Regions from separate parts of the Mus musculus genome. Here all the other regions are linked to region 1. The links are chromatin loops, found by intact Hi-C in ENCODE. Cell type or tissue: left cerebral cortex. All regions are shown on one strand. Each heading gives the region's core, and the rest is flanking DNA. Links, peaks and the distances in the headings are about the cores only.

Region 1 (8,430 bases), core at 230-8,229:
ATCTGGAACTGAACTCAGAGAGTTCTACCTGCCTCTGCCTCCTGAGTGCTAGGGTTAAAGATATGTGGCACCATTCCTGGATAGGCTAAGAACGTTTGAACTTTAGAATATAATCAACCACATTATAGATAAGACAATATATCATTATAATTAATTATATAAATAATATCACTCAGAACATACAGAAGACTTCGTGTATATATAGATAACTTTCTCCCTCATTTCTTTCTTCACAAACACACATACACAAAATATGTTTATAAGTAGTGATGCTTAGTCTACAAACTTTGCAATCTTAATATGTTTCTGCTAATCAACTGGTGATCTTTTAGCTTTCTTTCTGGACATTAGCGTCAGTATTTTACCTTCTAGATTTAAATTACTTTTGAATTTGTTCTTAATAAAGGAACCATTTTCTCCGTAGAAACTGAGAATGTATTGTTCAGAGTCTTCTCTGAGAAGTAAGTTCAGGCATGCTCCTTACAAAACTCTTCTGAGTGTTCCCATAGCTGAGACAGTAGCCATTCAACTGACTGGGACCTCAGACTCATTTGTGATCTCTTTCATCTCAGTATTTTTGTTGTTGACTCAAATCTTGAAGGTAAAAAAATGTTGCTTTGGCTTACCATGGCTGAATTTTGACCCAGCAAACAAGTTGATGACGATAAAACTTGTGCTTTCCCCTTATTCAGCCATCCCAGAACTTCATATCTCTTAAGTAACCACTGTACTCAAATGCCTCTGTAGTGAATTCTGTGCTCCGCACCCCCAGTGAACTTAGGTTTTCCTTTAATTGACAGTTGCTGACATCTAAAAGTTTATATAATATGTCAGGACATGATCCCCTTTCAGTTAAATACAAACATCCAGAAATAGATGGCGTATCCTCCAGGCAGGATGTAGCCACCAGAGTTTCTAATGTCACAGAAAGAATGCCAGGCCCATAGAAGAAGAAGCTGCTCTTTCCTGAGACCCTTTGAGGAACTGCTGTCAGATCAAGGCTTCACTCATTACACAACTCTCTCAGGTAATGAAAATACCTTTTTTTTTTTTTAAGTAACCATTCTGAATGCACAAGTCTGTGAGTCTTCTATGAGCCCAGGTCTGCCCCTTGGAAGAGGGGATGCCTAATGATGCTCAGAGGCCCATCCCTCTTTTATAAAGAATCAAGTTTCATAGTAGGGTTTTTTTTTCTAAGTAAAATTTGTTTTGTTGTTCTCTCCCCTTCCCCTTTGTCTTCCCTCCCCTCCCCCTCTTCCTCCTTCTCCTCCTTCGCCTCTCCCTGTGCTTTCCTACTCCCAGAATCCTTTGTACTTTAGTGTCAGCCGTAGCTTAATCCAGTGTACACATAACTCCTTCATTCTTATGGGTGCTGGGGTAAAAGTGCAAAGAAAAGAAACAGAAAAAAAACAAAACAAAAACAAAAAACAAGCAAACAAACAACGACGATGAATAGAAAAGGTTTATGACAAAGTCAGGTATTCTCAAGTAGACCTTCCACTTACAGATAAATATAAAAAGTAGCAATTCTCACCCTTAGCTCATCATCATCGATAATGGATCATATCTCCAGACAGTACACCAAAACCCTTCATTTAGTTTTTATCCTCACTGAAGATGTATACCTGAAGTGATAACCCTGAGTCTAGGTAAGTACTTTTGAAGAAGGAACCTGCAGCTCTCTGTGTGGGAGCCCTGAGGAAGCAGAAGCAGTACAAGCATACACTAGAGCTGCTGTGAGGGGAAAACATTGAGCAATATACACAGCCATGCTTAACAGTACTGAGAGCAAGATAGATCTAAATTAATATTAGTTCCCCTTTCTTTCCCCATGTGTCTGTGCGCAGCAACTTTGCTTTTGACTTTGAAACATGAAACTTGTCTCCTCTGCCGTCAGCGCACATTTCTCAAGTTGCTGAAAACCTAAATAAAGACAGAAACGAGGGCTGAAAGACAGACCTGCTTTACAGGAGAATTTGAGGGGAGGAAAATTAGTAATTATATGTCAGACCTCCTATATTTATGATTTTAACAAAAGGCATGCTGTTTTTTTCTTCCCATTCTTTTATGGTAGGTAGTGTCATTTTTAAAGGAAGGGGAAGAAAAATCCCTGGGCTACATGGTGGGATATAGGCTAAATGGTGAGATATAGGCTACATGGTGGGATATAAGCTACATGGTGGGATATAAGCTACATGGTGGGATATAGGCTACATGGTGGGATATAGGCTCAATCAAAGTTTCTATTCCTGATGTGCAGCTCACGCTAGAACAAAGTTGAGAAGTTGGGTCCTCAGCCAGAGAGGGGTTTTAAGGCTTTGAAACAGATTTTACACATGGAAGAGTTCTAGGACTGGTAGAAGGTAGCTTGCCAGAAGCCACCCTATGAGACTTCCCCTGAAAGAGGTTTGGAAGATACTGAGATCACATACAGTTGCAAGCAAAGGAGAGGAAAATACTCTCAGGAGCAAGCTGGCATGGGGTTAAAATTGAAAAGCTTGTACTTTAATCCAGAAGAGACCAGCATCATAGTGTCTTCCAGGACTTGCCCAACAGTGGACCCACGAAGGGGAGAAAGTTCATTATGTCTTGTTTTGGGGACCCAACTCACCCAGCTGGAGCTGTTCGCAGGTCTGGTTTGGATTCTTTCTGATCCCGCATCTGTAAATCGCCCCAGGATTGACCACTGAGGCATTAGAGAGCCAGCTGGCAGTGGGAGCCCCCACGATGAGCCTAAAGCAAGAACCATGCAAGTTCGCTCAGACGTGAACCAGTCTGCCCACCCACTCTGCCCCGTGTTGGCTTGTGACAGCTGTGCAGTGGTCAGCAAGGGAAGTGGCACCCACCTCCTCTTCCCATGACTGGAGACCCAGGACTCAGGAGCACCCTGGGGGCTGCCATCCCAAGATAAGTTAGTTCCAAGGCTCTCCAGTGAGGCAGCTGGCTGAAGCCAGGTCTTTCTCTGACCTCCCAGGAGGGCGGAAAGTTTGATTCATACAAGGAATCCCAGAGGCGGAGGCGCTGTGACATGCCTCTTGGGGAGGGCGCACTCACCAGCGCTTCGACCCGTGGCTGTGCAGCACCACCGAGTAGCCAAACAGCGTGCCGGAGGGGCCCTGGTACAGCAGTGCATTCTCCGGGTCCAGGTTGTAGGAGTGCCCGGTTGGCACCCCGAAGTACAACAACAGCATCACCGCTTCCCGGAGGGCGATCCCTCGGGACCTCGGTCTGCACCTCGCTTCCGCAGCCATGCGCTCTTGGTGGAGAACATTCAACACAAAACGGCCACTGACCAGAGTTGCACAGGATGCGACGGTTGGCCAAAGAGAAGAGCGCCCCAAGAGATGAAGTGCAGCAGCGTGTCCGGTGCTGGCAGGCGACAGGGGCGGAGAGAGGGACGCCAGAAGAGGAGGGGAATTGGTGGCCACAGGCGGAGCGATCGTAGTGGCCAGGGATGCTTCAGGCTCTGGCCCACGCCCCGTTTCTGTGGCCCCGGAGCCAGGGGCCGGGTGCTCCTAGGATCTGGGTGGGGTCCTGGGTGTGGTGCAGTGGCTCACAGCCTGGCCTCCCTCTCCCCAACCCGATCCCCATCCCCGCCCCGCAGCAGCTGTAGGGGGCGCTAGGGGACCTAGGTTGCATGGACTCACACCCTGGCAGACATCACACACAGTGGCTCTGGCTTCTGGGGCCCAGCAAAAATAACCCTTGGGGGAACACAAAACAGATCAGGGGATTCCCTTTTGAAAGTTGGCTAAGGCTTGATGCCTTGCGGGACTTCACCAAGTGACTGGCCTCCAGGGCCAGTCCCAGTGGCCAATAATTTGGGAACTAAGACTGTGGAGAACCTTCCAGAACTTCCTCTGTCACTTATGTGCTGTGTAGCATACAGAAATTACACAGTTTGCAAGAAGCCAAAACTGCTGCCCCCCCCCCCTCCCGCCCCAGCCCTATTGGAGCATTTGGTGACAAAAGTATATGGCTAGTCTCTTCAAAACTCCCAGGCCTGCAGCCTTTTATGCAGGCTTCCTTCCTCTCTATACACTTCCTCTTAAATAGAGTCTATACGCATGAGCAAGCCAGGCAATAGCCTAACACAGAAAACCCAGGCAAGCTAAGGAAATTCTGTGACTTGCCTCACTTAGCAGACTCCACCCCTTGCTCACTTCTTCATAACTAGTCCCCATGTACACACTCAGTTACCCCAGGACATACCTACCACCAGATGTGTAGACACAGCCTAAGACAAGGTCATAACAGGCTTCTAAAAAGCCACCAGAGATCAGAGTCACAGCACACCTAAGCCAGGAGATGGGCCTCTGCTGAACATACTCCTTGTGTGCTGCTTTTCTTTTTTTTTTTAATTTTATTTTATTTTTAATTTATGTCTTACACTCCATATTCCATTCCCTGCTTTTCACGCTGGAGCAGGAGGCAAGTGCTGGTGAGTGTTAGCAGGTGAGATGCTGGCCCTCTTACCTTTGTTGCAAAAAAAAGACAAATGACAAGAAAGAAAGAAAGAAAGAAAGAAAGAAAGAAAGAAAGAAAGAAAGAAAGAAAGAAAGAAAGAAAGAAAAAGAGAGAGGGAGGGAGGGAGAGAAAGAAAGAAAGGAAGAAAGAGAGAGAGAGAGAGAGAGAGAGAGAGAGAGAGAGAGAGAGAGAGAAAGGAAGGAAGAAAGGAAGAAAGAAAGAAAGAAAGAAAGAAAGAAAGAAAGTCCGTGTCTGCCAGTTACACCAACAGAATCACAGGCCCGCAGCTGTCGCTGTTCACTGAGTCAGATCATCTCATGCAGTGGGCAGCCCCCAGTCCTCGAAACACCACAACAAATCAGCAGGATGCCTGGAGGAGCACCCAGCAACATTTTTGGCCTGATAGTAGAAAAGAAAAGTTCCCTACTCCATAAAGTTTAATTGTTTGGGAACACTTGAAGAGAGCTGGAAGGCAAGGATCGCTGAGTTGGGCTCCACACACTCTGAGAAGAGGCACGAGGGAGGAGCCGGTCAGCCTGGTTGAGGGACTGAAAAATAAAATAGCACGTGCCTCCTGAGCCCCACAGGCAGGGAAGGGATGGTGAAACTCTGGTTGGCACTGATAGCTGTACAGTGGCTAATGGGCAGGTCCTCATTTCTATCATTCAGATTACAATTTGCTACTTTTCCAGAAGTATTATTCAACAAGCCAAGACAACCCTCCTTCCTTCCCTTAGGACTTGAAAACAGCCCTGCTGCTAAAAATCCCCTCCCATTGGGGAGATAGAAACAATGTCTACCCCTTGTGCTAACGTCCCATTGGCAAACCCAGGCATGACTCTGAAATTCCTTTCCTCTGGGGAACTGTCTTAGTTAGGGTTCCTATTGCTGTGACAAAGCACCATGATCAAAAGCAACCTGGGGGAGGAAAGGATTTATTTGCCTTAGATATCCTGAATCATACTTCATAAGGGGAAACCAAAACAGGAACTCAAACTGGGCAGGAACTTGGAGGCAGGAGCTGATGGAGAACCCACTGTCTTGCTTCTGGTAGCTCACTTAACTGGCTTTCTTATGGTGCCTAAGAACACCAGCCCAGGGTGGAGGTGGTACCACCCACAGTGGGTTGGACTGTCCCACACTCTATCATTACATGAAAAAGAAAAAAAAAACATTTAAAAAGTCCTACCGGCTTGCTTGCTTGCCTACAGCCCACATCTTATGGAAGCAATTTGTCAATTGAGATTTCTTCCTCTCAGGTGACTGTAGGTTGAGTCAAGTTGACATACCCAGCACAGGAATCTATATGTTGGTTGTGTTTCTTCCGAAGCATAAGTGAGAGTTACTTACTAATATGTGGGTTCTCTTTCCCAACACACCACACCTGGAAAACCAGCAGACTGAAGGGTTCCTTGTAGAGGCATCAATGGAGACCCACTCCCAGTCTTTTGGAGATTACTTAATTCAGCCCCTCCTTCAAAGGATAGCAACTCAAACAGGCTTTCATACACCAGGTGGTAGGGAGCAGCTGGATACTCAGGGTCTCCGACCCTCCTCACTTCTCCATGTGTTGTTTAAACAGTCAACAGGTCCATTTGGGATAATCAGTTTGCAAGAGGGACAAGCTGACCTCCACAAGGTGGCAGTTGCTAGGTTCAGAGGATAGTCACATACAAGCCTCAAGCGTTAAGGCTTTGGAACTGCTTTATAAACTCCCAAATTAATGTTCTCTTTCCTCAGTGGCACTCTCCCTTGATGACTCGTTTTCATCCTTGTGATGTAGTCCCAGACTATCCCAAACCTGTCCCTCTTCCTTGGACCCCATTCACTTAGGCCATCTCTGCTCCCTAATTCCTGAAGTTCCCCAAGGCCCTTCCATCATCCTCCGGGTCTTTGACTGTCTTGACACTCTACCTGGGCACACAGCCATTCTCTGACTTCGCATGTTTTTTTCTTTCCCTTCCTCTCCCCTTCTTCCCTCCTGGTTTTCTCTCTTTCTCCCTTGCTAAAGAGATTTTTTTTCTTCCCATCCAATGTAAAGCCTCCCTGTTCTGTTCACTTTCTATTGGACTCTCACATTTCATTTTCCCTGTGCCTTTGCTAGAATGAAAAGAAACTGGAGCTGCTACTGCTGTTCCAGCCACACAGCTGCTGCTGGCCTGTAGTAGGCACCCAACGGGTATCTCTGCTGGTGTCTCTTACGTGAGCATCACTAATTCATAGTGGAAGGGACTTGAAATGTATAAAAGCAAATCCTAGCCTCAAGCGCTTTATAACAGAAAAATAATGTGTTTGTTTTGGGGAACAGTGTAATGTGGTCCAAAGGGACTGTCATGTAAGATGGGCTGAGTATAGGTAGTGACAACATACAAGTAATTTGGACCTAAAAATCAATTCTGAGCCCTACATGTGAGATAGGGAAAATGAAAGAGTGGATGAAGTACATTTGGTGTGTGTGTGTGTGAGTGTGTGCGTGTGTGAGTGTGCATGTGTATGCGTGTGTGCATGTGTGTGTGCGTGTGCGTGTGCATGTATGTGCATGTGTGCATGTGTGTGTGTGTGTGCATGTGTGAGTGTGTGCGTGTGTGTGTTGCTGCAGTGATGTAGTGTAACAGAGAAGGGTAAAGTGGAAGGCACTGTTACTTTTAGTCTAGGTGGCTGAGATAATGGAAAACAAAAACAACTTGCAGAGAGGAAGTAGAACATTGCAGGCTAGGGCAAGAAGTCTTTTTGGGTGATGCTGGCTATGTTTTACAGTCAAGTCTAAGTTATTGTTGGCACATTTAGCAAGACACTGCTAGCAAGTAGTGTCTTAAGCTGTCTTTTATTATATGTTTTCAATTACTATAAAATAATAACATGTGCATAAGGGAAAATTTTATCATCTCTCTGCCTTCCTATAATCTATCCTTGGAATATATCTCCTTCCCCACAATGACTTGTGTGTCCAAGTGTGGGTTTAAGGAGCACTCTTGTGGAATCACAATGTGGAACTTTGTTCCCCACAGTAGTAAAGTTGCCAACAAGAAGCAAGAAGTGCCAGTCTTCTATCTTAACAGCAGTGTTAGGTGCTGTTTCTGTGCATATTTTCTGTTTATTTATTCAGTAGTTCAGCAAATGTCTAGAGCATTAGCTATGTGTTAGTGAGAGATAACAAGATGGAATGATAAAGGACAGAGGGCACTTGTGAATTTCAATAAAGGACTCCAAGAGTAAATAATAAATATTTCCCCTTTTCAATTTTTCACTTTCTGGTACCCTGATAAATATTTAAAGATATATTTTTTCTGGTGTTACATCATCATTATACTTTCTACCTCTGATACTTCTAGTTGTTCCTCCCATGAATCAACTCAAACTCCTATTAAGTTCTTGTCTTAATGACTTCCATGGGAGGTCTCATTCAAACTAACTTTTTGCACAGTTCAAACATAGCCAATATTTTTTCCTCTTATCAAGTAATGACCCCAAACAAGGAACTGCTGGATGCCAGGCAAGAAGGTACAGACAATACATTTAATAGTAGGAGAAATTTCTTCTAGCTAATATGTTCAGAGCAACTTGTTTATAGTAGATGGGTAGTTTTCATCAATTTCATTTTTTAACCACTTTTTTTTCAAAATTTAAAGTCTAGAAACTGCTTGATACTTGATAACTACTTAAACCAAGTCTGTTTCATGCTTGAGTTCACATGCAGAAACAATTGCTTCTCTTGTTACAGTGTATAAAGGACCTTGTGTAAGGCCATTCCTGTCTCAGAGCACATGGTTATTATGTGACAACGTTTTATCTCATAAGTAATCTGACCTGGAAGATTGGATTTATGCACTGGAATGATTTAACAACTGGTTCATGTAAGATGCCAACAGTTCACAAGACACTGCTCACAGTATTCCCCTCTTTTGCTATCAGAGGGCAGAGACCATGAAAATGTATTTTGTGCAATAGTGTCTTTATCTCAGG
Region 2 (8,430 bases), core at 335-8,334, 240 kb before region 1:
TTCCGATGGAGTAGGAATTTGTATTGGTTTACAGGGAGGAAAAAAAAACAGTATAGTTGTTTTGTATAACAGTGCCTGAGGCACAGGCTGTGTTGTGTTTCAACACCTGTATCTTTTCTCTTGAGCATACAGATAGATGTGGGCAAAGCTGTAAGATTAGTTTCTGACTGGTAAAACCTCTGACAAATAGTAAGCACTTGCAGTTCTGGGACCTATAGAAAACTGTTACCTCCAACATCACAGGTCATCGCCTTTTCTGCCTGTCTGGAGTAGACATGCTTTCAAGATGGCCCGTGGGATCTGCACGGGGAAGATCCATAAGTCAAAACCAGAGAGGCTTAACCAGTGCTCTGCAACATGACTGGGAAAGACTTACTATGTGTGATGTCGCTTGTGTCTCAGCATGTGCAAAATGATAGCATCGAGCATCATTAGAACGGACAGACTTTCAGTGGTAATCTGTGATATCCAGAAACACTATCTTGTTAGTTTTCCACCCCAGCCATGGATCTTTTCCAACAAAGGAATCTTACCTTTCATTTGATTCTTTAGCCCCTTCCTTACATCGGCGAGTTCTTTTTCCTTCCAATTTATTTCTATTGAGGCCACCAAATTAGGACCATCTTTCCTTAAGTGCCATAGAGTTTTCCAGCTCTTCTGTGAGCTTCTTCAGCTACACAGGAGAAACTTGCTCCTCCATTCCATTCTTACTGCTGTTTCCAAACACAAAGTCTAACCCCGAATCAGGGTCTCTGGGTGTCAGTAGTATCTAAGCCTCTTTAAAGTGATATATAATTTAGGATGATTAAAAATAAATTCTTTTTAGCATTAAAAACATCATTCATTAATTATATACAAAGAGCCCTGTGCTTTACACAAACAAAAACTTCAAACTTATAACAAACCTAGGCCAGGAGTATTGTTAGAATCTCCACTGTGTAGATGAGGAACCGAGAGTTAGAGAATTTGGCAACCTGGCTAAAGTCACACAAGAACTATAAAGTCTAAATCTAGACCTTATTATCTTCTTTTTACCTTCCATAGCTGCTCAACCTATGGCTGAAGGCATCTGTCTTATTATGTCATGCATAAAAATGTATGAAATGTATGCAAAAAGGCATTTGACACATTCCTTTTAGAAGCCACTGATTATAAGAAAGAAACCTTTTCACCTTTCAAAAAACTGATATTGGAAATTTAATCTAAGGACTCACACACAGGCAAGGCAAGCACTTTGCCAACTGAATTGGAGCCTTTTAAAATTTTAAATTTATTTTTCGTGTGTGTGTGTGTGTGTGTGTGTGTGTGTGTGTATTTCACACAATAGACCTGAACTGGTGAACAGTATTCAATTACATGGAAAGCATTAGCCTAGAGCTATTAGTATTTTTTTTTCTGTTCTTGTTGAGGGACCGTTCTTGGTCCTTGGTCAGTTAGCAATGAAATATCCTGGTTCATCAATTCCAAGAAAGGAGCTGTAGAACCCTGGTGGTCACTTTGCCATTTTCAGTGTAACTTATCTACTAGATTTTGATCCAGTGGTGACAATATTCTATGATTTGTCCATTGGAAAGCCCCCCCCCCTCTGCAAAGTTACCTCTTTGACAGCAATAATTTCATGTATCATTTAAAAAGACATTTCAGAAAATGTCCTCATAAGGTGCGAAGGCACCAAGTGCTTACTAATGCCAGGCATGGAACTGATGAGTCTGTACAACTTCTTTGGTCATGCCCAGTAACCATGTAACTGGAAATTTTTTGTCTCTACTTTTAAAAATGAGGAAATCAAAACAAAAACACTAAGCTCAGATCTGAATATTTACTTTCATATGCAGGGAATATTTCTATATTGCTTGTGGTTGCGGTGGCTATTTGTGAACTCACTTGAGAAATCAATGTATAGTTACTTGGTCTTCAAGGAGCAAAAGTTTTCCTAGAATAAGAAACACTCAACTCAATTTTAACAAACGACAAAATGAGTTCATAAGCAAAGTAGTGATGGCATCTAATCACTTAAAACACAGTTTTCACTAGAGCATGTAAAATGTTAAGACTAGTGTAGTGATCTCCATAAATTATGAGCAGTCTAAAAAAATCCAATAAAGGGAAACTTTATAAAAAGGTCTTTGCTCCGAAGACTAAGACTAACTATAAGAAACAGGTCAAAAGATCAAGAGCTGCTGAGTTACAGACATAAGATCAGAGTCCTGTGAATCTTCAGACTATAGCATGTTGTCAAGAGGGAGGCAGGATGACCAGGTGCAGGTAGAGTCAGCCCAGAATGCCCAGTGTGCTAGTGTACGCTGGTACAGCATATCATTGTGCTGGGGAAGGCCCCACAAGGGCCAGCGTGACCTCCATATGATAACATTCTCTGATCACCATTGAACATGTGCTGACTGTCATCAAGAATAAGTGGGAAGCATAAAATAACGACTGCTTGAACAGTGTGAAATATGTTTCTGTCCCTTTTTTAGTGTTCTAAGCATGTGTTGTTTGCTCCATCTGCAGAGACTATGGCTTTTCATCTCTTGACTTGATTCAGAACAGACTGTGATGAGGCAAGGGCAGTTCCTCTAGTTGTGCAAATAGCAGTCTTTTGGAATTCCGGCCTCTTGAAGGTTCCTACTCTCTCAAATCTCTAGACATTCATTCTGAATTCTACATGGCGGGGAATTGTCCCAGGTTGTCTGCTGCCCTCAACTTCAGTCCTTCTGCTGAGGTTATTAGGTTGCCTTTGACTGAGGCTTAATTTCAGGACTGGGCCACAAGGGAGGCCTTCCATCTAAGAAGCAGGGGGAAGATTTCATCAAGATAGTAAATTCTAAAGAGATAATTTGGGGGTTAGAACTTACCTATCTGGATTCAGCATATGAGACCATAGCCAAATGATCGTGTTCCTAAAGTGTTATTTTCCTCGTGTGGCTAGCCCTTGGTGTAATAGTGATTTCTTATTCACAGCCTTTCAGTCTTCAGGTCGAGCTTGGATACATTTATGAGATTACATCTTCTAAGCCAAAGTTTCGAGTGACTTCTTTTCTAACGTTTATATTCCAGCATTTGAAAATCACGAGTTAGATTCTCCCTGGCTCCTATTTAAACCAGAGCAAAACTCCTGCAAGCAAAGCCAGAAGGTGCATAGAGGATGAGCAAGAAGGCAGAAACCCTGCAGCCACACTGCCTTAATTTCCTCTTGCAGTTTTTTTTTTTTTTCCCCAAGACCAAAACCTGTTTTTCAGAGTGCAGACACTAAACTAGAATGATTATTTTGAAGGCAAATCTGCTTCCATTTTTTTTCCTGTTTTCTGTGTTAAGATTCAGTTCTTGTGAGACAAAGGCTCGGTTCGCACAACTTGACTTTGGAGAAACACTGCTCTCAGCTTAATGACTGAACAAGATGGAGTCAGAGTTGCTGGATGGAAAGTTCCAGTGTAAACCGCACAGTCAGCTTGGCTTAGGAGGCTTTGCCAAACTGTCCCGAAGATGGCGCCACGTGCTCAGCTTTAGAAAAGCCCGCATCTTTCAGGCTGGTGTGTGAAATCGCCAAGCTCAGAAAAGGAACACAGATCTGCAGGGACTGTGGCTTAGAAATAATATTCCTCGTTTAAAGTGTGAAGATTAAACAAATTCACCTAAGGAATAATATATGATTGGATTATGTCTCTATTTTTTTTTCATTTGGTGGACAGTGCAGAAGAAGAAAATGCAGAAAAAAAATTCTTCTTTGAGTTAAATTGATGCTGGGCTGGCTCCAAGAGACCCAAGACATCTCTGACCTTGTTATTCATGCTGGGTTCAGTGTCAGTGGCATGACCATGGATCAAGTGGAGTGAGCCAGAATGAAATGATGAATGAAATCTTCAGTCTTCTAACCTCTCCCATCATGATGCCACATCCAGTCAACCTAAATATCTCCGGTGTGTCCACACCTTTCCATTACCATAGTGACTAGTGCTGCTGCCTGCCCCCTGGACCACTACCGGATGGTGATAACTGCTCCACTTATGCAGCATCCTTCTCTCCAAGGGCTCTCCAGTCTCCATCAAGAGTGATCTTCCAGAAATATAGACCTGATCATTCATTCATCTCCCTGTTGGTCATCCCTGGCTCTCCAGTACTTTCAGGTAGATCCAAACTCTTAAGTAACCTACAACACCTTTTGCAATATACCTGCTCCCCGTTTCCTAAGCTTCAAATTGCCACCCCATTCCTCTTGTTCTCTCCCTTAATCATGAACCTGCTTGTCAACCCCTAGTGTGTTTTAACGCACCCGCCTCTGCTTTAGCAATAGCTGCAGCTCACGGCTGTCCTAGTGACAGACAGTACCTAGTCTCTATTTACCCTGCTCATGGGTGTGATTCCATCTCAACATGAACATTGTTCCACTCTGTAAAACCCCTAGAGTGTATTAGATCCCCAATCTGTGACTTCAAAGAACCCTGTACTTTCTTTTTTAAAATAATTATTCCAAATAATTACTTGCTATTTTTCTTCTGATATATCATAATTTCTATAGCAATTAGAAATGTTGTACACCTTTTTTTCCTAATTATAATTTTATTTATTTATTGTCTTAAAGTTTCTATCACAGAAATGAAACACCACGGCCAAAAGCAAGTTGGGAGGAAAGGGTTTATTGGACTTATACTTTTTTTCTAACGTTTATATTCCAGCATTTAAAAATCACATGAGTTAGATTCTCCCTGGCTCCTATTTAAACCAGAGGACAGGAAGTCAAACAGGACAGGAACCTGGAGGCAGAAGTTGATGCAGAGGCAACGGAGGGGTTCTGCTTACTGGCTTACTCCTCATGGCTTGCTCAGTCTGATTGCTTATAGAACCCAGGACCACCAGCCTAGGGATAGCACCACTCACCATGGCCTGGGCCAACCCAACCCTGCCCTCATGAATCACTAAGAAAATATCTTACACTGGGCTCTTATGGAGAGAGGCATTTTCTCATTGGAGGTTCCGATATCTCAGCCTGTGTCAAGTTGACAGAAGACTAGCCAGCACATCTTCTTATTTGTGTGTGGGCTTATGCTTGAGTGCTAGTCAGAGGTCATGTGCAAGTCAGAGATATTTTTGAGGGAATTTGTTTTCTCTTTCTACCCTGTAGGATCTAGAGATCAAACTTAGGTTATTCAGCTTGTGAGCAAATGCCTTTACCCACCAAGGCTTCTCACTGACCCACAATATTCTTTTTGTTGTTTTGTTTGTTTGCTTGCTTGCTTTTGATTTTCAAGACAGGGACTTAATCCTAGCTCAGGCTAGCGTAGCACTGACTAGATTGATCCAAAACTGTCTTTGACTTCAAAAAGCTGAGCTTACAGGTGTGGTCCAACATGTCTGGCTGCAATGTATGTACAATGACCTTGTATCACCTTGTTCCTGGAATTCTTCCTGCACATTTCCCACATCTCTCACTACAACCTCACTGCTCATGCCTCTAATTGCTTCCTCTAGCTTCTCCATGAACTTGCCAGCCACAGTCCTGCCCAAAGGCCTTTGCCTTGCTAAGTCTCATTAGAAAGCACCTCCTCCAGCCTTCTGCGTGATCCCACCCTCACCTGCTTCAAATTCTCTATCTGATTATCATTTTCTCAGTAGACTTTTCTTTCTGACCATCTCATCTAGATGTCTCTGTCAATTCCTATCACACTCCCTGCTTATATTTTCCTCCTTAGTTCTTAGGATATATAATATTATTTTTTTTACTATTATTGATCCCGGATGTTGTTCAGCAAAAACAGGGCAAAATCCTTCTTCATTGCAACACTGCTGTCTCTACAGTAGCACAGAGAAGTTCTGTGGAACTCTTATTCTACCCCCAGCCTGCTGACATCATAGACTTCTTCTATTGTTTATTTTATATTTTTGCAAGAATATCACTAAATCATTCTGACTAATAGCTGCAGAGAAATCACATACTCCTGGGAAGTGTTTTCTTTTCTTCACTAATTTCCTGTTTCTAGAGCTCATCTGTCTTTGGGGAGTGGGAGAGAAGGAAGGCTTGGAGAAATCAGAACTAAAAATAATTCTCCCATGAAAATTCCGAAGCATAAATTCCCGAGCATCTATGAATTTCTTTTGCTTCCAAAAATAGAATTTCCTGAAAACTAAGAGATTACTTGATTTGATGTCAAAGCTATGAGTTCTATTTAAAAAACCTCATCCCTTGGCCAGATCCTAGAGCTATGGTCTTTTAGTACTCGATCAAACACTCAGAAAGACTTGGACTCCCTAGTCATTTATGCCAAAGCTAGTGTGGTTGCCTCTCAGTACATTTAGCTGTATCATTTGGGTGGAAATGTGAGCCCTCCCAAGCCAAACCAGGCACACAGAGCCTCATCTCCTAATGTGGGGATGACAAAGAAGAATCGGACTAAACAACTGCAGATGGGAATGTAAGGCTCTGAAGCTGAAAGCCTACACTGTCAACACCAGGGAAAACAAGACTCAGTGCACAACGTGTAATGTTCACCCATGACTAATGACTTATCATAGATGTTTGGCTCAACTTTCATTTCCAGAGGTGTAAGATGACGAAGCAGACATCAAAATCCTTATTTTCAAAGGAGCATCCTCCTGCAACTATAATTACACACAATAACAACATGGATGTGTAAAATATTTTACAGGGAAAAGTTAAGAATTGCCATATATCAGGTGAAGTGAAAGTGAAATATTTATATTTAAATTTGTATTCTTTTTAACTAATACACAAGAAGATAAAATTTGTAGGCACTATTAAGTGTCACATGGTGTTTTGATACCTATATTTATTGTATAATTTTACATCAGGAAAACATCTCTATTATATCATATAATTATGAGTTATTTGTGGTAGAAACAGTCAAAATACTTTCAGTGTTAAAAGATGTGTCCCTTTTATAAAAAGTTTACAAGGAAGGCAGAAAAGGTAATATTTGGTTAGAAGTGTAAGCACAAAATTGCAAAGGCCAGCCCATGGAATTTCAGCCTTGCAAAATGGTGCAGTTTCCCAATGAAAAGGAAGCCATGTGGATTTTGGGGAAAAGGAGGCTAATGAAGCTACTCTAGCAGAGGTCAGGAATTAGGTGACATCAGGGCTGCAAACATTCAGGTAAAGACTGAGGAAAGAAGTAAGACATTGGGAATCACATGACATACATATCTGGATTGGAGTTCAGCAGGAGAGAAAGGGGGTATAGCCAGCTGTTGACCACACTGAAATGACAGCAAGCCTGCAGGGATGGAAGCAAGAAATCAAGGTGGGAAATAGACAACAGAATTATCCAAAAGAATTTTCTGAAGGGTTGGGGTGATGCCTCATCTGATAAAGTGTTTGCTTTGTAAGCACAATGACCGTAGTATGATCCTAGACTCATATAAAAAAAGCTATATGTGCCTGTGCCCACTCGTAACTCCAGATTAGGAAGTCAGGGACAATGGTTATCAAGTCTAGTGTTCTTGGAATGTTTCAAATCAGTGAGAGATCCTGTTTAGAAAAAAATAAAACAAATAAATAAAAACAAGACACATAAATGGAAGAATGGCACCCAAGGTTGTCTTCTGGTTTCACACACGTACACATGCACCCCTACACATAAAAAGAATGCCCCGTGATTGATAGTGACCAGAATCAAAGAGTGAAAGTTTACAAGTAAAATGAAAAATGGCCAATGAATGCATAAAATGATCATACAAAGTTATAATTACTTTATTTACTTCACAGAACTGATCCTGTGATGAAGTCAAGTTAAGTTGTATTTTCAAATATTCTTCAAATTTATAGATGAACAGAGAGCAAGTAAAATGGAATGGAGATGCGGGAAGATAAGTGCTCCTTCCTTAAAAGTGGGAATGTGCCTCAGCAGGAGCCCAAATCATGGGACTTGTTACAACTGATGTCTGGGAAGTCTACTAGCATTCTTATTTGGGCTTACAAGTGGTTTCTCTATCTTAATGGCAGTCAGGTGTCAATGATCCCCAGACTTGGTCCAATACAAACTGACTGAAAGAAAGTGATAACTCCTAGGGGGACATCTGTCTTTGTGGTCTCATGTGGAAATATCCCCCTTTGTGTTCCTACTCTCTTTCTTAATCCCACATCTACCCAGAGTGGAATCCAACAGTGTCAAGAAATAATGGTCAACTGTTCCCAAACTATACTCCACTGAATGTTATCATTTCTTCAAGGATATTAGGAATTCATGGGTTAAAGGAAATTAATGGGATTTTTTTTTCTACTTGAGGACATCTGTGAGCATCCTTATGTGTTTCTGTATGGTATGTTGACATCATAACGCTCGTGACTCTTCAGCTTTCCCTTCTGGTCTATTTTCTATGAGCAATCTTGCAGCAAGTCACTGCGAGTGACCTGCTGAGACAGGAGCAGGATTGCTAGAAAACAGATGCAGCTCACAATTCAAACGTAAATTTCCCAGC
Region 3 (8,430 bases), core at 106-8,105, 300 kb after region 1:
TGACATAGATTTGTTCCCATGAAGGCTGTAGCCAGCAGGAGAGACCTTATCTAAATATCTCTATATAGACATCTAAATATGAATATCTCTAACAAATATCTACATAGATAAATAGATTGATAGAGACATCTAGGTAGATATAGATATATATGTGCTAAGTGTAGAGTGATGCATATTAAATGAGTGAATAATTTTAGTAGGTCTTGGATGGCATATAACCAGGTTCCAGATACAGCTCTGGAGTTGAGGAGAGGAAAAAAAAGGATGGGCCAGGAAACAGAAGTTGAGATACAGCACATGAAGGGATTCTCAGGCTAGTGACAGAAAGCTACACAACAGCTATAGAGTTAATTTTTCAATGTTTCCCTTGCTTTGTTCCTTTATAAGGTAAACTAGCTTTGCATTCTGCCATTGGCAGCCTCTTTAAAATACTATCGTGAAAGTAGGTGAAAACTGGGTTGTTCCTGAAGCTTTCGCAACCATTTCACCAAGTACCGAGTCTGTAACCAGATTACTAATAAGTAAGCTAGATGCAAATACTTTACAACAGATGCAGTAAGCTTTTAACTACATTATATTTGTCAGGAAAGTTACAAAGGCATACACATTCTATTTACAGAGAGTCATATACATATGAACAGCACAGGTAACTATATGGTTTGAAATAGACTGTCGATGTGATGATGTCTCGGGCTCATGTTTAATCTATTAACTACCTACCTATTATATAATTACTGAGAGAATTATGCTTTGATTCTGCTCAAAGCAGGGACTCCTGCAGGAGCCTAAGAGCTTCTTATGTGTAGAGTATTTAAAACAGAATGAAATTAGCAATCTGTAACTTAAAATTATACATAACATTTAGCTTCATTTAAAATTAAAGCAGTAGAAGGAACAGATTTTCATGGCATTTCCATTATGCAGAGAGGTAAACAACAAATAAATATGGCACATATGAATATGAAAATCACAGCACGGTAATTGCTGTACTCCATCAGCGTGTGCAATATTAAATCCTCAAATAAACACTTACTTAACCTCATCCTCACACATGCCTATTGCTTTTATCAGAAGGAGAACCACCTGAAACATTCAAACTAACACCCCATCCCCCAATGAGGTACAAAGTCAACGGGAATCACTGCTGTTCCTGAGAGATTTCAGTTGTGCTCCTCCACTGGCTCCAGTAGTGCCAGTATTTCTAAGAGACAGGGACAGGAGAAGAAATGTGGAAGTCAGTTTGAAAAATTCAGCCCTCCTGAGACTGTCTTTTATGTCACATCCTAACTCCACTGCTGATTCTTAAAGCCTTGTGAGGATCATTAACATTGCAGCCATGCCAGGAACCTCTGCCTTCTGGCTGAGACCACACTCCAGCTCTCTCTTTCTCTAGCAGAGAGCAGAAACTCTTTTTGTATACCCTTAATAATAGCTAACGTCTGTCTCATGCTCTGGGCCCGAGCTTGCCCTAAATTTAACCCTCAGCAATGGTTCTCTGTTTTACTCACAGCCACGACCTGACTCATTTATGAAGAGACCTCTGCTACCCTGGAGTTTTTCAACAGGCAAGGGTTAAAAGGTCAACCACGGTGTCGTTTCTGTCTTTATGAATAACAACTGTCAGAATTCAGTTATGCAGAGTAACACGCTGAAGATATCTTATCATTTTACACAGTATGACCAATGGTTCAGATGTGTGGTTTGTGTGCACATGAGACTATGTCTCCTAGCAGGGGACATCAGCGACTTTATCAGAAGCTAGGAACCAGAACATGCATTGATTCAATTCAACTTTAAAACAGAAACCAAAGACGTATGAAATCCAAAGGAAGGAAAACTGCTTTGTTCCAAATAAATACCTTTCAAGTTTACCAATATTCATTGTCCCAGTGATGAAATTAATACATCTTTGCTGCTCTAAACTTAAATTTGACTGGATGGGTAAATTCAAGCCTGAGGCTTTCATGCCATTATCAGAGGCTCTGTCAGTGAGTGCTTTAACCTAATTACATTTGATGCAGCAAATCAAGAAAACCACTGCTGGTTATGACCTCTGCCAAGAGCACTCATGAGCTAGACAAATGGAGCTTAAGATGTTATTAGTTGTTCGTTGCAAAGTTCCAGATCCTGCCCGACAGGAGGCTGCCGCCTGATGTGGGCACGGACCCTCCAGATGGCATTCTGCATTGGCTTGTGGCAAGGCTCTCGGGGACGCTGGCACATTTTCTGCGTCAAAATGAAAGTTTTCCAATTACAAGGAGATAATGTGAGGAGATGCAAACTTAATCTCTTGAACAAAAGGTTGCAAGCTGTGTAATAGCCATTTCAGGGGAGAGATTTCACTACAGTTCAATTGATTTAAACGTCGTAGATCACAAAATGGGCTATCTTTCCTAATAAAACTGAGGACGCAGCTGCAGTAGATTCTACCTCATGGAGCAGGGTGCCAATGGGCTCATCATCTTAGGGACTGCTTCTCTTAACTCCGTGTTTTGTTGAATGCAAGTCGGTGATTATTTTTGCCTTCCCTTATGTGTGAATGAATAACAAGAAACCATCTCCTTTTAGTTAGACAGCAAATGTCTTAAATGAAGCCTTCCAGGTGTAACAGTTTAACAATGTTACTACATAGCAGATCATAGAGTTTCACCAGGGCATATTAAGTGGTAAGAAAGCCTTATTACTATCCAAACCTTTCAGATAGTTTAGCTAAAATGTTAATCTTTCTTTTTTTCTTTTTTACTAAGTCAGGCAACCCTGATGCAAATGGGGTGATATGCCTCAACACTGGTCCCCAAAGAAATGACTCATAGAAGCTTTTAAGCGGGAACTTGCTTGCAAGAGCGCCTCTCAGGAAAACACATGCACTTGACAATTGACAGGAACATGCTGTCGCAGAGCAAGAAAGAATCATATAGCCATCCCCACAAACCACATAGAGACACCGCCAAACAGGAGAAGGAATCCACACCCTGTCTGCACAGAACATTTGCAGAGTGGGGTGTGGAGCGTGGGGGAGAGGGGCTGAGCACACAGCCTTGCATTTAGCTGGTTTTCAAGAGTTTAAAATGCTAAGCTTAGCATGTAGCTCTATAAGCAAATGCCCTTCAATGTCACAGGATTCTTTTCTTCTGTGATTTAAGAAGAATTTACTGATACAAACATTCACAGCCCAGATTTCCATGCATTCCCCACAGAGAAAACATATACTTCCCAAAATCAAAAATTATGCAGTGCACGCATAGAAAAGTACTTTTGTCACAAATTCCAAGATATTAAAAATACATTTTATACATTGAGATGATGATGGATGATACAGGTTTGTATGAATCTCTGAACTGCAGTGGATCGGGCTAACCAGAGTAAGTAGCTGCCTTTTGTCATTGTAGGAGATCGCTAGGGAACTACTATTTCTTCATAAAATTCAGTCAACTAAATAAAGCAAGATTATAAATTCTAAGTGGTCTCAACTGCAACATCGTAGGTTCTGTAAATCAGTCAAGAATATAAGCAAGCACTTAAAATCACTCAGGAAACCTAACAGATGCCTACTGAAGAGTTAATCCGTGCAAGCAATGAGCATTCTAAAAACAGTCTCACCATCAACATAAAGTGGTCCACGGCAGCTGCTATAAAAGCCCAACATCAGTGTTATGTTGGCTCAACTACTAAGCAGCGACCACAGTGATGTCCCTTAGGAGGCATTTGAGGGCCCAAGTGTACAGCAATTTAAAAACTAAGCAGGAAATCAAAACTAATACCTAGTCTGTTTACAAAATATTTCTCCCTGTGTGCTTGTACCACCATCTAGTGGTTACATAGCTCTCAACCTGATCATTAATAGGAAAGTAATCTGGAAGAAGAGGAAAGGAAAGAAGAAAGAGGGATAGAAAAAAGAAAACAGGAGAAAAATGAAAAAGAAAACAGGGAGAGAAAAGAAGAATATAAAAAACAAAACTACATATACATATAATTTCCAGATCATAAAAAAGGAAATGCAGAAAACCCATGGCTAATACCAGTTAAAATGAAGATGTTATTTTGAATCATTTGCATGGTGTATTTCTATAGATATGATAATTTTACAATCGACATAACAAATGTCTGGATTTTAAAATACAGCTGAATTTGTAAGGACTTATCTCACAACTTAGAACCTGCAGGAATGTTTGCCTGTGTGTCTACAGATATGAACACAAGATCATATGGTTGTTTGAATACCGTCATTGTTGGTAAGTAGAGCTCTTTACATAAAGCATGGTATATTCATAGAGTAAGGCACCAAGCTGGCCTTTATGGTTAATACAGAACCATCTCTGTTAGTTATTGGAGGAAAAGCAGTTACATGGAATGATGTGTTTTCCAGTTTATCACTTCTATAGATCATATATAATGTACATGTGTACCATGACAGGAAAGACCCAGGGGTCTAAATGAGTTGGAAGGCAAAGATGAAAAGAGATACACTATAGCTTAAATTATATGAATGCATTAGGTATTCAAGACTAAATGTATTTTAAATCTAGAATATCTGCATGATTAAAAGAAATCGCCACCTGTGGCAGTTTTAAGACAATAAAATCTCACTGGCAGTTTTCCATAGGAAGAAGCATATGGAATATTTTTATATAAGTGTACATTTATTATAAAATGACAAAGATTGAAGCTTCACTTTTTCCAGAGAAACAGAAATTCAGGGGTCTGGAAACATGGCTGAACAGTTAAGAGCACTTGCTGTTCTTGCAGAGGATCTGATTCAGTTCCCAGCACATACATAGCAAGCAGCTCACAGACATGAGTAAGTACAGTTCCAGGAGATCTAACACCCAACTCTGGCCTCTACAGGTACCAGGCATGCACGTGGTGCACAGACACACATGTAGGCAAAACTCTCATACACATAAAATAAAACAAATAACTTTTTAAAAGAAGACATTCAGTAATCCAAAGGAGCAAGGTTATCTGTAAATGCCATAGAACCAGGTGATGAAAAATTGAAACTATGTTACCCCCAGTCTTGATGTGGAGAGCCTGGCCGAGGCACATTTGTGTGAGGAGATTCAAGGTGTTAGGACTTCAGTTCCTGGCTACAATGATTAGGACCGGGAAGGGAGGGCACTGGGACAGCAACAGCTAGCAAGCCAGTGACTAAAGGTAGGATTGGGCTCCATGAATTAAAAACAATAAAAAGAGACCATGGCATGAGGAGGAAGACCTTTTTGGGGGTAGAAAGATACGGGGAAGATTAAAGGAGGACATGGGGTGGAAATGCTCAAACTATACTGTGAAAAGGGACTAGAAAGATGGCCCAGGTGTTAAGAGCATTGGCTGCTTTTGCAGAACCTGATTTCAGTTCCTAGAACCCACATGGCAGCTAATACCATGGATCAAGCAAGTTACAAGGGATTCAACACTATTTATTTTAACCTCAAACATAAAAAGGGTTCTTGTGGTGCACATACATACAGGCAAAACACTAACCTCAGACACATAAAATAAATATATACAAAATAATAATGATAATAAGCAGAAAGGGTGGGATCGGTTATGAGACAGAAGCAGCAGAGATTTGTAGAAGGAGGTGTTCAACGGTTGGTTCAAGGATGCGATCAACATGGGTGTGGTTTGCCTTTCACAAAGGACTTTAGGTCAGATCTTCTAAAGGCCTGTGTGTGCTTCCATAGCCACAGCGAACTAAAGACACTGGCAAGAGGAGAGCCATGGAAGACCTCCGTGTGTTTTTCATTCATGAAGTAGAAATGCTTAATTGTATATACTATCCTTTCTTTATGGTCCAGGCACTCCTGTCATCATCATGGAGGCTTTATGCCATGAACATTGTGAAAAGTCCTAGAGAAGACTGTGAGAACTGTGAGAACTGTGAGAACTGTGAGAACTGTGAGAACTGTGAGAACTGTGAGAACTGTGAGAACTGGGAGAACTGGGAGAACTGGGAGAACTGTGAGAACTGTGAGAACTGTGAGAACTGTGAGAACTGTGAGAACTGTGTGAGAACTGTGAGAACTGTGAGAACTGTGAGAACTGGGAGAACTGGGAGAACTGGGAGAACTGGGAAGGCTAGTTTCAGACAGAAGAAAGAGAGCTGTTCTCCAGTCTTAGTTCCCAGATGATGAAGAACATTCTACTGCCAAGAGACTTACTTTCTCCTTCTATTTCTTTCTTCTTTCACTAAGATCATGATATACCACACCATTTTTCAGGCGCTAATTTCCGTAAATATTTCTCAAGTAAATATGTAAACTAATCTCAGAACCTACAAAAAAGAGAGTTGTTGGAGACTTGGCATCAGAGGTAAGCATATCCATAGACAGGTTACAAGCCTAGTATCAGATCACCGAAGAGGAGCATAAACTAAAGTGAGTAGGTTTTCCTTGGGCAAAGCTGTAAGGAAGAGCATGCTAGCAGGGCAACAGAGTGAGGGCTTTGCCTGAGGTTGGTCCAGCTGCACAGCTTTGCTTGGCACTTGGCTGGCACACACTAGCAGAAGAGCTGGCACATTTCTGTATCAAATTTATACACTATGTTCAACAGGACTTTTTTTTTCAATCAAACTTCTCACTTCAAGAGCTTTTTATATATTTGCATCCATTTTTAGGAAATTAGATTCTGTAAACACCACACCCACTTTCTCTCAACAAGTAGCATCTTCACGAAATTAGAGTGCAACATTACCACTAGGGTGGAGGCGGAGGACAAGATACAGATGTTCAACATCACAACTGTCATTTAAGTTGCCGTTCTCAAAGCCTCACTCAGCTCTCACCCATCCCAACTATGTAATACTCCATTACCATGAAGTGTTCACAAGTACTATAATCTTAAATCCTTGAGAGTGTTGTATAGGCAGAGCAGTTGAGATACAAACTTGAGGCTTAGTTATGTTCACTCACAGCATAATTCCTGGGGGAAATACTTGGGTTGTTGCCTGTACCCATGGTTTATTCCTTCTCCCTGTGAGGCAGTGATGCCTCTCCATCATATAGACCACATGATGCACCATAATTTGTCTAACCGCTTACACATGTAGGGCATTTAAGGTTTCTTTTAGCATGGGGGAGATGTGGTTACTTTGAAAAGGGTTGTGAAAGATAATTCCTCACTTTTCTGGGTTTCTAGAAGCTCTGCTGTCATGCTGTACAGTAGCTCGATAGCTCTTTTCTCTGGTTTTTAGAATGTCTTATAGTTGAGATAGAGTCTGAAACCTTTCAGATTGTCCTCTTTCACGTAGTGATGGGCATTTAAGTTCTCACCATGTCTTCTACAGTTAATAGCTCAGTTCCTTTTTAGGGATGGATGGTATTTCATTATCTGGATATACCACACTTTATTCATCCTTTCTCCTACTGAATGACATCCTGGTTGCTTCTAAGATTTGACAATTGTGAGTGAAGCTTCCATAAACATTTGTGTGTACATTTCTGTGTGGCAATAAGTCTTCATCTCCTTTGAGTAAATATCAAAGCGTGTGATCATGGGAATGAACGATAAGCGTGGGCTTACTCTTTGAAGCATCTGCTAGACTGCTTTCCAGAGCGGCAGAACCATCTTAGAGTATCACCAGCAACATGGCGATTCGGTTTCTCAGAATCCTTGCCATCAGTGATGTTGTCACTTTTAGTTTTGTGTTTTTTCCAATACATATGTAGTAATATTTGGGATCTTCATTTGCATTTTCTAAATGACTCCACTACTGCAATGGGTTCATGTCTTCTGTCCATTTTCTTACATATTTATGTTGTGAAGTTTTGATATCTAGTCCAGGAGTACTGGGACAACAGGTGTATTTCACATTTCCAGCTATTTAAATTTTCTTTAAAATATGAAATTTTAGGTGTCATCATATATGTGATCCTGTCATGTGTTCTGGTCCTCCCAAAACCTTGAGCTTTCCCTATCTTTCTGCCTTCTCTTCTGAAATGGTTCTCACGTCTTGCGAGTTGTGATAAAGATGTTTCATTTATGGCTGATCACTCCACTGACAGTTATTCTCTGTATTTTGATCAGTTGTGAGTTTCTGAGTTACCCACTGTTCACTGCACAAAGAAGTGTCTCTGTTGAGATCTGAGTGCTGCACTAATCTGTGTGTATAGAGATACAAATTTAGAAGGCAGTTCAGTACTATGTTCATTTAACAAAATACTAGTGACTCTATGAAATCTCCAGCTATGAGTTCTTGGCACTAGTTACAATAACAGGTATGTGTTTCCTTCTGTGGAGGGGCCCTGAAATCCAATCAGGGAACAGTTGGTTACACTCATAATATTCTTTGCAGTATTGCACCAATGAGCATGTTTATAGTTACCATTGTAGTTTGCAGCATTACTAGATGGGTAAGACTGCTGGTTTCTTTTCCACCTCAGCATCCTTCAGGTGCTATTAAAGACAGTGAAACATCTAAGTCAGCACCAA

The links. Hi-C counts contacts between places; a loop is a spot of excess contacts. Peaks named below come from ENCODE experiments on the same cell type or tissue, not always from the same donor. Only the 100,000 strongest peaks of a DNase experiment are listed, where the experiment ranks them.
Region 2: a loop joins it to region 1, with 3 times the contacts of the local background. A loop is called at or near these places in 6 of 42 quality-filtered maps.
Region 3: it touches region 1 in a loop (5-fold over the local background); 33 of 42 quality-filtered maps call a loop at or near these places.

Annotation. Positions count from the first base shown.
Region 1 is chr2:79,250,481-79,258,910 of GRCm38, reverse strand. It overlaps Itga4 (integrin alpha 4), which reads right to left and starts at 3,485. Exons shown (of 28, transcript NM_010576.4): 1 at 3,055-3,485; 2 at 2,612-2,733. The coding sequence starts at 3,251. In left cerebral cortex, for the core only: CTCF peaks have their summits at 3,396 and 3,600 (motif pointing right); DNase peaks (open chromatin) are centred at 2,805, 3,358 and 3,581; H3K4me3 peaks cover 1,475 bases; H3K27ac peaks cover 686 bases.
Region 2 is chr2:79,494,541-79,502,970 of GRCm38, reverse strand. No RefSeq gene overlaps it. Among named protein-coding and RNA genes, the nearest start is that of Neurod1, 42 kb to the right of the region's middle. In left cerebral cortex, for the core only: a CTCF peak has its summit at 3,480 (motif pointing right); a DNase peak (open chromatin) is centred at 3,483.
Region 3 is chr2:78,954,942-78,963,371 of GRCm38, reverse strand. No RefSeq gene overlaps it. Among named protein-coding and RNA genes, the nearest start is that of Gm37004, 13 kb to the left of the region's middle. In left cerebral cortex, for the core only: CTCF peaks have their summits at 2,869 and 3,803 (motif pointing left); DNase peaks (open chromatin) are centred at 2,930 and 3,662; H3K4me3 peaks cover 463 bases.